2 separate regions of the Homo sapiens genome follow, and region 1 is linked to region 2. Evidence: read pairs that join two places in POLR2A ChIA-PET (ENCODE). Cell type or tissue: Panc1. All regions are shown on one strand. Each heading gives the region's core, and the rest is flanking DNA. Links, peaks and the distances in the headings are about the cores only.

Region 1 (8,172 bases), core at 1,914-6,913, 70 kb before region 2:
TGAAGCCTTGTCCTACGAAACAGACACCGAAGAAAATAGAGATAAGAAACTGCATTAGTGTCAAAAGTAGCATTTAACTGGGGACTGGCTTATTCCACAGAGAATAACAAAAAACTGTTCTCCTAAGCTGATATGACAGGATAAATAGTATCACAGACATTCTGCTCGCAGTAGCTGACTCAACAGCCAAGGCTGACAGATTTACAATGGAGAACTGAATCCTGAGATCAAAAACCATGTGCTCTGTTCGGGGCTTGATGACCTACAGTATACACTGAAACCCTTAAATCAACAGGTTTATGGCATTTATGGTGAACCACTCTGACGGGTCTGCTTCATCAAACAAGCCTTGTCTTGAATCTCAGCTCAGCTAAAAGCTAGGCTATCAAAGGCAAGCATTTACTAACATGGGAGGAAAAATGCTCCATTTTGGTTCAAATGCTTAATAGAAATCTTTCTTGTGCTTTTGGAGTAAAGAAAAAAAAAGGCACCAATGTATAGAGACGTTTATAATCTTTAAGACCTATAGTGCTAGAAAAGATTTATTCGGTGATTCCATACCTCCTGCTAATATTACCGTACTAGAATTCTCAGTATTTGTCTGGGTGGGATCAAATTGACTCACCCGATACTACTTACCTGGGGGACAATTACATATAGGACTGTATAGATCTATTAAATTTTGATGCTCTATAATAGTGTCTCAAACTATTTTGACTAAAAGCCATGGCTAAGAATTACCACACACACCCACACACATTTTATAACATGGCTCAGTGCACAAACACACTACAAAGTTTTACGAATACCCATTCTTCCTAGATATTATACAATCAGATGTAGTCTCTTCTATTTTATGTTACTCTATGATATTTTCTTTCTTATTAATGTTGGTCATAACCAACTGAATTGATTTATGACCCAAGAATTGGTTGCAACCCAAATTTGAAAAAAAAAAAAAAATTCCTACAAAGAATCAAAAATGTTTAAATGTATGACTAGGCCTCATCTTTTTTAAAAAATTTCACTGATTCTCAAAATTTGGTGAGCATGAGGATCCTCTAGCATGCTTATTGAAAATACAGATTCAACAGATCTGGAATGGGGCCTAGGAATCTGAATTTTTATCAAGCACTCCAAATAAGGCCTATGGAGGTACACTAAAGATGGCAGTTTGAGAACTGCATCCCTAATCCTATCTTCAAATGAGTAAACTGAAGCCTAGAAACGGGAAATAATTTGCACAAGAACACAATATTTGTTGAGTCCTGGGACTAAAACCAAGTCTCTCGACCCCCCTACCATCTTGGCAGGTAGCCAGAGACCGCCCTTGCTTGTTGTAATCCCTGCTGAGAAACCGATGGTATAAGAACAATAAAATTGAGCATTAGAAAGGAGAAACTAATAACACTGGATGTCCCTTTTCAGAAATGAGCTGGACCCAGACCCAGGACTGAGTACAGGTAGCTGGGAACCCCTTCTAGCACCCAGCCAATATGGCAACAGAAATGCATTTAGTGCGACAAATCATTCTAAAACCTTCCTTTTTATCATCAAACTTCACAGTGTGGCAAAAAATATAACATTCTGGCCTTTCAGATACTCCCTGTTTATTCACTAGTTTTGGAAGACCATTACATCTTTTCCATTGGCTCACTTATTCCAACTGAAACCCTCATTTTCCCGCAAATGCCAATGAAACATGAATATCAACTGACTACCTGTTTTAGGTGATGAGTGGAACAGAGTAGTATGGCAGCAATGATTTATTGTGATGCTTGATGCTTATTGAGTATTTGGGTTCCTGGAGTATACCAATCATTCCACCTTGCCACAGGGCATTCATACTCGCTGCCATCCTGCTGGGGTGCTCTTCCTGATCATAGCCACATGGCTGGCTCCCTGACATATATATATCTCCCGGTCTCTGTCAATTCATCAGCAAGACCTTTCCTGGCATTCTGTATGAAAGAACATGCTGGAGTCAGTCTCATGCCAACGCCTTTTTGCAGGACCACTAGGGCCATATTGCTTTCTGGATACTCTCTGGTTGGACCTGCTTGGCGCTTGAGACATATTTCATGAGTCAGTAGATAGACTTGGACTTTAAAAATATTTAATAATAGATCATTATTTTGGAGTTCATACACTCATGACACTAGCCATCTAGTACAGGAGACAGGCATTATTCAAATAAGCACATGACTAAATGTGAAAACACAATTGGAGTGTGTTATGAAGAGGTGCAAAGTCAACTTTACCATTGAATGGTGAAAAGGCCTTGTGATGGTTAATTTTATTTGTCAACTTGATGGACCACAGAGTATCCAGAATTTTTTTTTTTTTTTTTTTTTTTTTTTGAGACAGAGTCTTGCCCTGTCACCTGGGCTGGAGTGCAGTGGCGCAATCTTGGCTCACTGCAACCTCTGCCTCTCAGGCTCAAGCGATTCTCCTGTCTCAGCCTCCTGAGTAGCTGGGATTATAGGTGCCCACCACCAAGCCCAGCTAATTTTTTGGTATTTTTAATAGAGACGGGGTTTCACCATGTTGGCCAGGATGGTCTTGAACTCCTGACCTCGTGTTTCACCTGCCTTAGCCTCCCAAAAGCACTGGGATTACAGGCAGGAGCCACCGAGCCCAGCCAGTGCCCAAAGATTTAAGCATCATTCTGGGTGTGTCTGTGAGGGTGTTTCCAGGTGAAACAGACATTTGATTCAGTAGACTGAGTAAAGCAGATGGCCCTCCCCAATGGGTCTCATTCATCCACCAGGTGGGTCTCATTCATCCACTGAAGGCCTAAATAGAACAAAAAGACTGAGTAAGGAAGAATCCCTCTGTCTCTGAGCTGGGATATGCATCTTCTGCTGCCTTCTAACTCAGACTGTAACTCGTACCATTGGCTTTTCTGGGTCTCCATCTTCTCAACGAGTCTTGGGACTTCTCAGTCTTTATAACGCATGAGTCAAATAATATTATAATAGTATAATAAATTTCTTTTTTTGAGACAGGGTCTCGCTGTAACTCAGGCTAGAGTACAGTGGCACTATCATACTCACGGCAGCCTGCAATTCATGGACTCAAGCGATCCTCCTGCCTCAGCCTACCAAGTAGCTAGTACTACAGAAGTATGCCACCATACCCAGCTGATTTATTTCTTTCATGTATTATAGAGATGGGGTGTATTAGTCTGTTTTCATTTTGCTAATAAAGACATACCCAACACAGGGCAATTTATAAAAGAAAAGAAGTTTAAGGGGCTCACAGTTCCACATGGCTGAGAAGGTCTCACAATCATGGTGGAAGGTGAAACGCACGTCTTACATGGCAGCAGGCAAGAGAGAATGAGAACCAATGGAAAGGGAAAACCCCTTATGAAACCATCAGATCACATGAGACTTATTCACTACCACAAGAACAGTATGGGTGAAAATGCCCCCATGATTCAATTATCTCCCACCAGGTCCCTCCCACAACACATAGAAATTATGGGAGCTACAGTTCAAGGTGAGATTTGGGTGGGGATACAGCCAAACCATATCACAGGGTCTCACTATGTTGCCCAGGCTGGTCTTGAACTCCTGGTTTCAAGCAATGCTCCCGCCTCCGTCTTTGAAAGCTCTGTGATTGCAAGCATGAGACACCATGCCTGGCCCTTATAATGCATTTCTTTACACACTCACACACACATATACATTTATATGTATAAAAAAAAACTTGTTGGTTCTGTTTCCATGCAGAATTCTGGCTAATATGCACCCATTCATGCTCATCCTAGCAACAAGAATAGACAGAGGAGTCACACCTGAAGAGCACCCACTGCTATTTCCCTAAACTGATAATTCTTTCTGTAGAATAAAGGCCACCTGACCTGCTCCTCATTTCAAGTATTCCTGAGAAAACCCTCCCCTACTTTTTGGGCCTAAGGAAACCAGGACTCAGCAAGGGAATAAAACATTAAAACTAAAGACAGGCTCTAACTCTCCAGCTATGGAAGAAACCACCTCTAGGGTAGAGTGCAGAAAAACCTTACTCCTGGGGTGACTTCTCCTGCCTTTCTGTGGAAATTATCTGCTTCAGTGCTAGCATTGCCACCAGCAAGGAAAATTTGTTCAAATCCATTTGAGTAGAAATACAGGTTAACTAAAATTTCTGATACACTAAATGTGACCTCAAGTCAGATACAATTTATTTTTGAATGCCCACTGCTCTGAATTATTTTTGTCACTCAACCCCTCTATTAGGGAGGGAAATTTATAATAGTGGGACATTGGGTTTTAATTTCCTGACCATGGATATTTTTAAAACTATAATTGCTTTGCTTTCTACATATGTTATTTAGTATACTTAAATATGTTATTTAGTATACTTAAATATGTTATTTAGTATAGCTATTTAGTATAACTAAGAAAGTTATTACAAAAACAAACCATAAGGCTGACACTTAATAAAGAGGTTTCCATCTGAAAAAAAAAAAAAGCAAAAGTTAATTAAACTAGCAAGTTTTAACCAAACATAATTAGAAGAAAATCAACATGTACGTTCTGAAAATGTTCAGAACATGGCCTATTTCATTTATCTTCAAAAGAAACATTTAATTTAGTCTCTATTTTAAATTCAGTTTTTGCCATCAGAATTGTACAGTTTTCTATACAACTACATAGAAATATGATGACATAGAAATTTCTGCATAGAAACTATATGACCCATATAATGGGTGCATATTAGCCAGAATTCTGCAGAGAAACAGAACCAACGTAAGTATATAATGGCCAAGTGCCTCCAAACCAAAATATCAACCTGTCCACATCAGAGTATTCAGCTGAAAACTGCATATTCTCTGAAACTACTGTTTGAAGGACAAACAATTTTAGCAAACCAGTCAATACAAAGGGACTATTACTCAACCTGTTTGCTTTCACTGTATCTGTTAGGGAACTTCAGGGTAGGAAATGGCTATACCTGTACTGCCCAAGACAGCAGCCCTTAGTGGACACTTGAAATGTGGCTCGTCTGAACTGAAAGTGCATTAAGTATAAAATGCACACTGGACTCTGAAGACTCATGTGAAAAATAAAAGTATTTCATTAATTTTTGCCGATTATTATTTTGAAATACCAGTTTTAAGGAATTGGATTAAAATATAATACCAACATAAATTTTCCCTATTTCTTTTTGCTTTATTTTTTCCTATGGCTACTAAAAAATTTAAAATTATATCGGTTGACTTGCATTATATTTCTACTGTACAGCGCTAGCCTGAAGCAAAGAGATGGTAGAGTTCCACACATCACAAAAAAGAAATAGGAGATTTCATGGGGGAATAAAACAAACTTCTGTTGTCATTATTTAAAAATAAAGATCTACTGCATACTAAAATTAGATTCATTCAAATAAACATCTTCAAAGACACAAATGAACTGCATATGAAGGTTGAGCAATGGTAATCCATCAATAAGAATTCTTGGTTTACATCATTACCCCACATGTCATCATCCAAACAAATAAAAGAAATCAATTAAAAATGGTTATAGAGTGTGAAGTCATCCTCTAAGCCAACCATGAAGCCTCTGTCTCCCTCCAACTGCTCAGACAGGCACATAATGTGCTCACTTGTATTTACTACTTTAAAAGCATCTGCAGTTATTGTTGGCAGACACAGAGAGGTGAGTAATAACAAGACAACTGACATAGAAAGTAGTGAATCAACAAGACCAGTAATGTATCCAAGATGCACTGTGAGGAACAAATATTGACAATGCTAGATGCCATAATACTCTGTGCTGTGGGCACTGCACCCAATAAATGTTGATTCATGAAGTGTGTAGGCAAATTGCCCATTGCGTCTACCTGTCAGCCAGTATATGCTCAATGCGCTTATTGCACTATGCTTGCCTGCTTCCTCTATGAGACTAGGAGCTCTTTGCGGAAAGTGTCTATAACTCATTCATTTCTATCATAGTTTGGACTTTCATTTCAAAATGTCAGAAATGAAAGTTAAACTAGATTAACAGAAAAGTGGAGAGGGGTTTATGCATAAGATACCCACAGTACTTTAATTTCAGGCATAGCTGCATATCACCACTATGATGACCCTACTCTCAGGGGGCAAGATGGTTGCCAGCAACCCTGGGATTATCTTCCATCCTCTTTGCTAACCCCAGGTGTCCCAGAATTTGATTTTTATTGGCACCGATCTTGTTGCCTGTTTATTTCTGAACCAACTACTCTAGGTCAACGATATCTGATGTTCTGACTAGTCAGTATGTAAAACATGTCACCTTCCCACAGACTGCATGGACTTGAGGAAGAGGTGGGGAGGGTAGATCCTTAAGGAAAGCTTCAACGTTATCAGATGACTGGAGTAATGAATGCTGGGTAGGCAAAAAAAAAAAAAAAAATCAGAGGTGGCCACTGTCATTTTTGAGTCCCCACATAAAAGACACGCCATTGATGTTTTTCCCAATGGATGAAAAAATGAGAAATATCCAATGTATGAAGCACTTCAAACATAGAAATAATTTATCTATTTCTAAATTGCCAGGATAATTACATACATTCATGTAACAAACGTTTGAGTGCCTATTACTTGCCAGGGATGATTCCAGCCACTGGAAATACAGCAGTGAATAGCAGAGATAAAGCCTCAGCCCTCATGGAGCTGATATTCAAGGTGGAAGGCAGAATATGCTAGGCGATAAACAAGTGAGTCAAGCACTGGGCAATAAATAATATAAAGAAAATTACAGCAGAGAAGGGGGTTGGGGAGTGATGGGAGTGTCAGGGAAGACCATTCTGGAATGACAGTATTTGCATAGGGAACTGAGGGAAGAAATAATCAGATGGATACCTGGGGGAAGAGCATTCCAAGTGCAGTCACTGAGGTAGGACATCTGGGGATGTTGAAAGGCAGTGGAGCCCAGTGGAAGAGCTCAGTGGCATGCACAATAATGGAAGAGATAGGAAGTTAGATCCAAGGGACTTTGTAGGCCATGGTAAGAAATCTGGATTATATACTGATACGGTTGGGCTATGTCCCTACCCAAATGTCACCTTGAATTGTAATAATCCCCACATGTCAAGGGCAGGGCCAGGTGGAGATAACTGAATCATGGGGGTGGTTTTCCCCATACTGTTCTCATGGTAGTGAGTAAGACTCAGGAGATCTGATGGTTTTATAAATGGGAGTTCCCCTGCACAAGCTCTCTTGCCTGCCACCATGTAAGATGTGCTTTTGCTTCTCCTTTGCCTTCAGCCATGATTGTGAGACCTCTCCAGGCATCTGGAACTGTGAATCCATTAAACCTCTTTCCTTTATAAATTACCCAGTCTTGGGTAATTTGTCTATTAGCAGCATGAGAACAGACTGATACATATACTATGCTCAATGTAAAGCCATGAGCTGGTAGAGAAGAGGAAAATGAAGTCATCTCACCACTATGAGAAGAATAGACTAAAGGGACAGAAGAGATGAAAGAGTCATTAGAGAAGAAGCTGCTACAGGAATCCAGGTGAGAGATGAGAATGATTTAGAACAGTGATGGCAGCAGTGGTAAGAAGTGGTCAGAATTGCGCATGTTTTTAACTGACCTGGGAGCAATGAAGTTTACATGGCCTTGAGCATAAGATTACTCGGTATTTATATATCATGAAGGGCACAGAGGCAGTTGCTTACATTGCTTGCCCTTTAAAAATCAGTCTCATCACTTATTTGTGTTCCCAGGGTCCTTTGCACATACCTTAACTGTAATATTAATTTTGTTGCAGCATCCTTATGACATCATTACTGCTCACCCTCACATTGAAATGTCCAAGAATTTAGGAATCAAACTATCATTTTGGCATTCTTATAGTCTGTCATAATGTGAAGACATACAGTAGGCTGAGAAAAATGTTTTAGAAGTGTGAATGGGAGGATAGGTGGGTGGGTGGATAGCTGGGTGGGTGAGTGGGTGTGTGGGTGGATGGATGGGAGAATGGAAGAAGGCATAGAGGGAAAAGAAAAAGAAATGTCAAGTTGTTAGTTACTGGCAGCTAGAAACACAAGCCCAAAGTGACTTTGACTTTGCTTACCTTATATATTTATAAAGATATTGAGAAATTTAGAACATGCTGCTAATTATATAAATGCCAGTGTACTACTCACTGTTAGCTGATGGGTCTATTCAACGAAGG
Region 2 (8,172 bases), core at 1,587-6,586:
CTAAAGGCCCCATATTCAAACACCATCACATTGGTGATTAGGTTCCAATATATGCATTTAGGGAGGACAGAAATATTCCTTCTACAGAACCTATCCATATGGTGTTAACCCCATTCACAAGGTTGAAGCTGGCTTCCCTGTGCATGGCAAGGGGAGAAAAGGAAAGCGCTTCCTCTAAAGGACATGGCTTAAAAAATATACCCATTTTCTCCGCTCACATGCCATTGGCCAGAACTGAGTCCCAGGGCCAAACCTGGCTGCAAGCACACCTCTAAGTATAGTTGCTAACCTCAGGGAAGATTACTGCTAAAGGAAAAATGAGCATGTATTTTGTGGAGTGATTATCAGTATCTGTCAAACTGCCCTACTCCTATTCATTCTCTATGCAAAACTCTCTGTTTATTGGACGAGTTAGCAAATGTGTAGCTGCCCACAAGACTTTGAGCTCCAGAAGAAAAGAGAACAATTCAGTCTGGTATATCTCCACACTAAGACCTGGGGACTTTTGTTTGTTTGTTTCTGTTTTGCTTTTTATTTCTCTGTTAGTTTTATACTGTTTCTATACACTCTTTTTTAAATAGCTTTATTGATGTGCAATTCACAAAGCATACAATTTGCCTATTTAAATGTATAATTTGATGTTTTTAGTAGATTTGCAGGATATACCACTATTTCCACACTCTAATTTTAGAGTATTTTCTCCCCACAGAAGAAACTCCATACCTATTAGCTGTCATCATACATTCTCAAGGTAAAGCCTCCCCTGGAAGATTGTTCTAAATACATATTGCTACTCAGTGGATTTTATCACTTTGTCTTGGAGCCCAGAATAAACAGATAAAATTCTACCATCTGGCAGGTAGTGATTATCTCATTTTGCATTGCCTCCACCATACACATCTGTGAAGGGTAGGATTATAGCTCCCATGTTACAGAAGAGAATACTCAAGTCTGGGTCCCTCCTCACTAGGTTGAGGATTTTGGGAAGTGTTAACCCACTTGCTCCATATGGATCTGTCTGAGTCCTCAGCTTCAGCTAAGCAAATAAAATGCATATCCACATCTCTTAGAAAATTATCTTCATAGGGTTTCTTTTGGCCTGGGTGTGCAACCTGTTATATAAACAGTATTGATGTTGTTGTTGATGTTGTTGTTGTTGTTGTTGTTGTTGTTGTTGTTTTGAGATGTCACCCAGGCTGGAGTGCAGTGGCACTCAATCTCGGCTCACTGCAAGCTCCGCCTCCTGGGTTCACGCCATTCTCCTGCCTCATCCTCCCGAGTAGCTGGGACTACAGGCACCTGCCACCACACCCAGCTAATTTTTTTTTTTTTTTTTTTGTATTTTTAGTAGAGACGGAGTTTCACCGTGTTAGCCAGGATGGTCTCGATCTCCTGACCTTGTGATCCGCCCACCTCGGCCTCCCAAAGTGCTGGGATTACAGGAATGAGCCCCCGCGCCCGGCCAACAGTATTGGTTTTGAAAGTGAACCCTCACAAACTGCTGTCTGATCTGCCCGCCAACCACTTTCATATCAGACGTTCTGATTGTGCCATCATTTTCCCTAGTGACATAAATATCCACACCAACACTCAAAAGAACTGGACATCTTCACAGACAAGAATTTTTCTGTTTCTTAAACTATTCCCCAGCTTGCTCTCATGGTTGGCAAGGTGCCTCTGTTGAATCACTTGATATTCTGACTTGTCTTACAGTAAACTCTGCAAACAACCAGAAGGACAGATAATCTTTCCTAACTGTGTAGATTCTGGGTACATGGAAACTTGAGAACATTGAGGGTGCTGTTTTCTCAGAGAAGGCTCTCACAGTTTGCATCTACTTGCTTTATTTGAATATAGCCATTTAATGTATCAAAATGAAAAATAAAATTGTCTACAGTAGCTACCTCACAGCTCCTTGTCCTCGCCACAAGCCACAAAGTTGCCAACTGTTGTTGTCTGCACTTTCTCTCTTTCCAAGGAGTTCCCTTTTGAAAGGAACAATGGTTTCTTTCCAGACACCTTGCAGGGAAAAATGGCCTAAGCCAGGTGAAGCTGGCAAGGGTAGGAGCTGCCACTGGAGGCTCAGGCTGAGAGGCAGCATGGTGAGGGAACCCAGGAGGAGGGTTGTGCAGCCTTGCTCCACTCCTGTAGACTTTGATGTTTTAAAGACATATGGAAGGCAGCCAGGGAAATTCAGATACACTTACCCAGTAATTGATTATTCAGCTGCATCTCAGAAAGACATAGCTTGGCCCAGGCTGACAGCTATTGTTTCCTTTTGCTGCCTTTCAGGGTGGGAGCCAAGGAAATTGGGGCAGAGATGCAGCCTTAGGGGGACCGGAGGTAAGAAGTCATCCAGCCCAGGAAGCCTATTGTTCAAATATTTGCCAACTTCTTTTGTACTTCTAGTCTGAGATGGGCAGTGGTGAGAAATAGAACCTGATAAAAAGAGCCATTGATGAATAGGTGGAAAAGAAGGGAAAATGAGTGCAGACTCTACGGACAAATAGAATCATTATAGGTTTAATGATTTTTCAATTCTTTGTGGGGTAAGTCATATGAATACCCCATAGTTCAGTGTGTACACAAACATTTTAAGATAATGAATATTAATCTGATCTACCATGCATTTGTCCCTCTGCATGTTGACTTTCATTTAATTTTTATATATACCACTGGAAGAGCTTATGAAATATTATACCTCTGTTCCTCCCAACGCAATTTTCTTGTTATTTTTGACAGATGAACAAATGTCCATGCTAATTTTTGAGTAATTACTTCTGTTGGTTGTTTTTCATAAGCATAATGGGCTAATACTCAGGCTAGGAAAGGAAACTTAGAGACCTGTTAGGGCAGTGATTTGAACTTGGTGCATATGAGTATTGGGGGAAGGGTAGAATAAGAAGGTATATATCAGATTTTCGCAGGGGAAATTCATGTATACACTTTAAAAGTTTTTAAAATTATACTACTGCTTAGATTTAATGTGTTTTAAACAGTTGTATATACTTGGAAGATTCAAGGGAGTGAGCCAGTTTCTCTTTTACAGACAGGTAAACTGATGTCCAGAGTGATTTGCACAAGGACACCCAGCTAGTGGAAGTGGCAGACTTGAGACGTGAAATCATTACTCATTCTAACCTCAGCCCCGTTTCCTGATATTCGTATATTTGTGGCTGCAAGGACATGGTTTGGTGGCCGCAAGGACATGGTTTGGTGTCTGTTCTAATCATCTCTCTGCTAAAGAGAGGAAAACGAGGATCTTGTGAATGGCAGTTGATAAGTTCTAGACATAGTATTTAATAAATGTTATTAGTTTTTGCAGATCATTGTACTAAGCATTTTATGTGCATGATCTTATTTAAAACTCATCACTATGCTACAAGTTGAGTACTATAATTACCTCCATTTTGCAGTGAGAAAAGTGGTACTGGGAGAGGTTCAGTATCTTGCACAAAGTCATATAGTTAACATGTGGTTGATTCAGGATTGGAGCACACGCAATCTGACTATAGAACCCATACTCCTAAATGCTGGAACCTATAAATATCTAGCATCACAACTGTTTTTGCTCTCAAACAAGGCAGGCTCTGAGTTTAGTAGAGTTGGAGGAGAATTTGACCAGTGTTCTTTCTCAGGGTTCTAACAATATTATGGGTTGCCTTAGCATAGAGTGAGCTGAACATCACAGAGGAGAATCAAACCAGTGTTGAATATCTACTGAGGAAAGATGTCTCCAATCTGGGGTGAGGCTATTGACCTTAGCGAACCTCAGGTCTTTTCTAATACTGGGAGTCTTTGACTCTCACAACCTGCATTCTGTGCCTTGGCTCTAGGCTTCAGGTCTGCTAATTTTGGCTTTCCCACTGGTCTCTCTCAGATTGTGGCACCTGTTGGAATTACAAAAGTAAATACGGTCTTGACCATACTGTTAAACTGCCTTCACATAAGAATACGTGGGAACTCTTGAAAGAAGAATTTTTAAGAGTTTAGTGGTTTTTTTTTTTTCTCATCCCAGTGAATCAGGCAATAAACAACATCCAAAGAGCAGGCCTCTTACTTGAGTCCCAGCTGGTACAATGGTGTCACCTGGGCTTATTGTAGGGTGTTGAAACCCTACAAAAGTGATGAATCTTTGCTTGAAAGCCACCTGCCACACAGCCACCTAGCAGGATTCTGGGAGCTCAGGATATGTGAGCAGGAAAGGATTTGATTACCAACTGAAAGGCATTTTCATTTTGACATATGAGGAAACCAGAGAGAGCAAGTAAGTTGATTTATGTCACACAGCAAGTTGGTGGTGAAGTGAGCACAAATTTGGGACGGCCCTGAGATCTTCCTGAGAAATTCTTCTATCCATTTTTTCATCCATCCAATAAACATCTGTCTGATCCAGAGACTGTGCTTAATTCCCAAAGTGATGACAACTAACTAGACAAAATGAAACACGTTAAGTGGCAGAACATGTGAAGGGAGAGGATCCACAAGTGTGGAATCATCTTCTAATAACCATCACCAGTGCAATCATTTACAATTGGAAAGGACAGGCTGCTGGAAGACACGGGGCTGTCCTGGCAAGGCAAGCACAACCCAGATCCCTGCCTTTCTCTGTCTTTTCCCATTTCTGCACGGCTTTGACAGTTTTGAGCTGATTCTGGTCATAGCCTGGAGGGAGAGAACATTCATGGCAGCCCCAAGAAGGACAATTAGGTTTCACATTAGCTTCTCTCACGACTTCGTCATTGATTGTCTCTCTTTGTTGAAATATTTGAGAAAATAACCCCAGATAGAGTTCTGGAATACATGAGACTTGGAGATTTTTAAATAAAGGACATTCCACAGAGAACAAGCTTAAATATTGACTCATAAGAGGAAGCACATTCTCAAGGTAGTGCCAATGGGTTCTGGAAGTTGAATCTGAGCTCTGCAAATTTAATCTGGGTGGACGTGGCTATGAGGCAGTTCCCCAAGTTTCTCCCCAGATCTCCAGTGTCTAGCTTAAATAAGGATAGAAAACAACCATTAGTCAGCCCCACTTCTCCTAGTTTTCCTTTCCCTTGCTATGCTTGTTTTCTTTCTCCTTTCGCCTATCCTATTTGCTACCAATGTGACTGAGGAACTTTCACCCAGCCTTGATAAGAGCTAACCTTGACCATTCTTCTGCTTGGAAATAACCAACTCAGAGTGCTGGAGGATGAGGCCATGGAAGTATCTTTGTATCTGGAGATAAGATTCAATTATTCCAGTATTTGCATGCCCCCACCCTCCTTCTGCATTAGCTTAGATAATCCAGTGCTGTCCAAATGATTGTCTCTCTGCCTCTCCACAGTGTGAACATTTATTTCCATCATCTCCCAGATTTTCCAGTTATGTGTTTGCATCTGATACGTGTCTCGGTGTTCTCCAGTGTTGATCCTGTTTTGTTTTTATTTCTCCCTTTGTACAGTCTTTAAGTACTCCCTGATGGTGTGTGTTGTGTGATTTCATATCATGAGAATGGCGTGGCCATGGCAGTGAGGCATTAGGTTGTATCATAAATCAACCACAGTTTGGGGATACGATGACAGGTGTGATTTATAGGCTATTTCAGCTCCGATTTCCATAGAGTTATTCTCTGATTCACAATTATTCCTTGGAGGAACAAAAAGTAAAAGAAAGTGCAGTGTGGGTGGTAGGCTGCCTCCCTAGATATTCACAATAGTCATCATATCCATATAGGAAAGCAGATATTTATGCTTTCTAATGGATGAATATTATCCATGGCAACTGGGAAACTGTCAGAGCTGGAAAAAGTGACTCGACTAAACCTTATTTTCCCTTGACCTTGGTAAAACAAGACTAATTTTACATAGTGGTCAAGAGAATTAGACAGTTGCCAATAATTTATGGTAGAGTAAATCCCCAGAATGAACCTAAACTATCAATATGTAAGTTAAATGATAAATTTTGATGATCAACTTTTGTTTACATTAAGTAGAAGCATGAAATGTGATCAATTTTACCAAAAGATAATTCTTGTCACACGTATAGGACTTTTGAACCTTGTCTACCCCAGCTAGGGTGGACCACACAATATTATCTTCCAAACTGGGATGTTTTTGAGAGTGAAAAGGAGTGCATTGAATTATTCCAGGTAACAGGGAGTACCAGGAAAACTGGATCGAACTGTGACTCTTGTCACATTAATGGTTTTTACTGTATCTTCTATGCCTTATCACTAGATCCTTAAGAGCAAAGATCAAGATGACATGGTTACCTTTTTTGAGAGCTCGTTTTATTATCTGCTAGGGGTTAAGAATACATTTGTATTGAATGATTGAAACACTGATGTTTGAAATAAACTCATCAAGGTGCCTGGTATAAGTGTCCAGTAAATTATATTAATAAGTATAATTTAGATATAAAAATGAGCATAATTTATTATAGTTTAGATGGTCAATATTTTTTTGCGGATGCTCAATATTAGTGGTTTTCAGGATGCTTTAAAGTTTATCACTTTTTCACTGAATCTCTTTTAGTGCTTTACATATGTAATTTTACCCAGAGCCCTAATATATACAACTTATAAAACTAAGCATGTATAGGTTGGCAGAAATCTTTTCAGCATTTGCAGTACTTGTAAAGCACACCTTCAGATCCAAATGCTTCATTTGGGGCAAAATTCAAACTCTGTAACTCTAAGTAAACCTTGACTAAAGTGTTAACATATGAACTAAACATAATTTGGAGGAAAAAAGTCCCAATACTTTTAGCAAGTTCAGAAGTGCATTTAGGAAGAAATAAAAAAGATTTGGCATTCCCTGTGTTTTTGGTTTTCTTTAAAGTTCAACACTTAATGATAATGCATGTTGAGTCCTTGGTGATCCATTCAGCTGAACTTTAGAGATAGAACAGAACAGAAAAAGAAAAAGACCACTGCTAATTGCATCATTTATCTTTAGACTCTTGTAGACCCAAAAAACATTCAGTAGGAAAGAGATTTTCTGAGTGAGCTCTATGATATTCCTTTTAAACCTCCTCTTCTCTCTGACCTGCTCAGTCCTTGCTTTGACTCTCTAGGCCGGTGTGGATAGTTGTTGTTCATCGTAATATTTGCTGAAATATAAGTAGATTCTTCCATGTCATTGTGATCCCAGAAGATTTCACAGAATGTTCCTATTAACGATTGTGAGGGCTGGAGCAAATATTTGAATTCATTGACTGTTTTTAGGAGAAGCTTCTTTCCCATATTCCAAAAAGCCAGAGTTGTTGATGATGAGTTTGTGCCAAGGTCTTAGCAGGGCCATGCCCAAAACTATCAGGCTCAAAGCTCTGGAAGCAGTTGGCCAATGACTGGGCCACATTGGGGCTTCTCTCCCATCATACATACTTGTTTTTTTTTTTGTTTTTTTGTTTTTTTGTTTTTGCCTCACTGGACCTTAGAACATCACTGTATTAGGTATCTGTTGCTGCAAAACCAGTTGCCACAAACTTAGCGACTCAAAACAACATATATTAATTATCTCACAGTTTGTTTGTTTATTTATTTATTTTTGAGACAGAGTCTCTCTCTGATGCCCAGGCTGGAGTGCAATGGCATGATCTCGGCTCACTGCCACCTCTGTCTCCTGGGTTCAAGCGATTCTCCCACCTCAGCCTCCCAAGTAGCTGGGACTACAGGCACCCATCAACATACCCAGCTAATTTTTGTATTTTTAGTGGAGACGGGGTTTCACCATGTTGGCAAGGGTGGTCTGGAACTCCTGACCTCAAGTGATTCACCTGCCTCAGCCCTCTCAAAGTACTGGGATTATAGGCATGAGCTACTGTGCCCGGCCTATTATCTCACAGTTTCTATGGATAAGGAATCCAGCATAGCTTGGCTGGGCCCTTGGGTATAGGATCTCACAAGGTTGCAATCAAGGTGCCATGGTTGGGTTCTCATCTGAAAGTTTGACTGGAGAAGCACTGGTGTCCAAGCCATGTGGTTGTTTTTCAGAATTCAGTCCCTGGAGGATTATTAGACTGAGAGTCTCAGTTCTTAGCCAGCTGTTGACCAGAGATGGCCCTCAGTTCCTTGCTAGATGACCTCTCCATTAAGACAACTCACAATATGGCAGCTTGCATCATCAGAGCATGAAAACAAGAAGAATCCAAGAAAGAGAAGAATTTCAAGACAGAAGTCACAATCTT

Evidence for each region. Peaks named below come from ENCODE experiments on the same cell type or tissue, not always from the same donor. Only the 100,000 strongest peaks of a DNase experiment are listed, where the experiment ranks them.
Region 1: POLR2A ChIA-PET joins it to region 2 with 6 read pairs; 2 of 35 experiments call an interaction of 5 or more read pairs at or near these places.

Annotation. Positions count from the first base shown.
Region 1 is chr16:77,409,345-77,417,516 of GRCh38, forward strand. All of the region lies in intron 3 of ADAMTS18 (ADAM metallopeptidase with thrombospondin type 1 motif 18), which reads right to left. Among named protein-coding and RNA genes, the nearest start is that of ADAMTS18, 22 kb to the right of the region's middle. In Panc1, for the core only: no CTCF peak of the experiment used is centred there; DNase peaks (open chromatin) are centred at 4,847 and 5,697; H3K27ac peaks cover 4,207 bases.
Region 2 is chr16:77,479,202-77,487,373 of GRCh38, forward strand. The region is part of intron 1 of LOC105376775 (a long non-coding RNA gene); the gene reads right to left. Among named protein-coding and RNA genes, the nearest start is that of ADAMTS18, 48 kb to the left of the region's middle. In Panc1, for the core only: no CTCF peak of the experiment used is centred there; no DNase peak of the experiment used is centred there.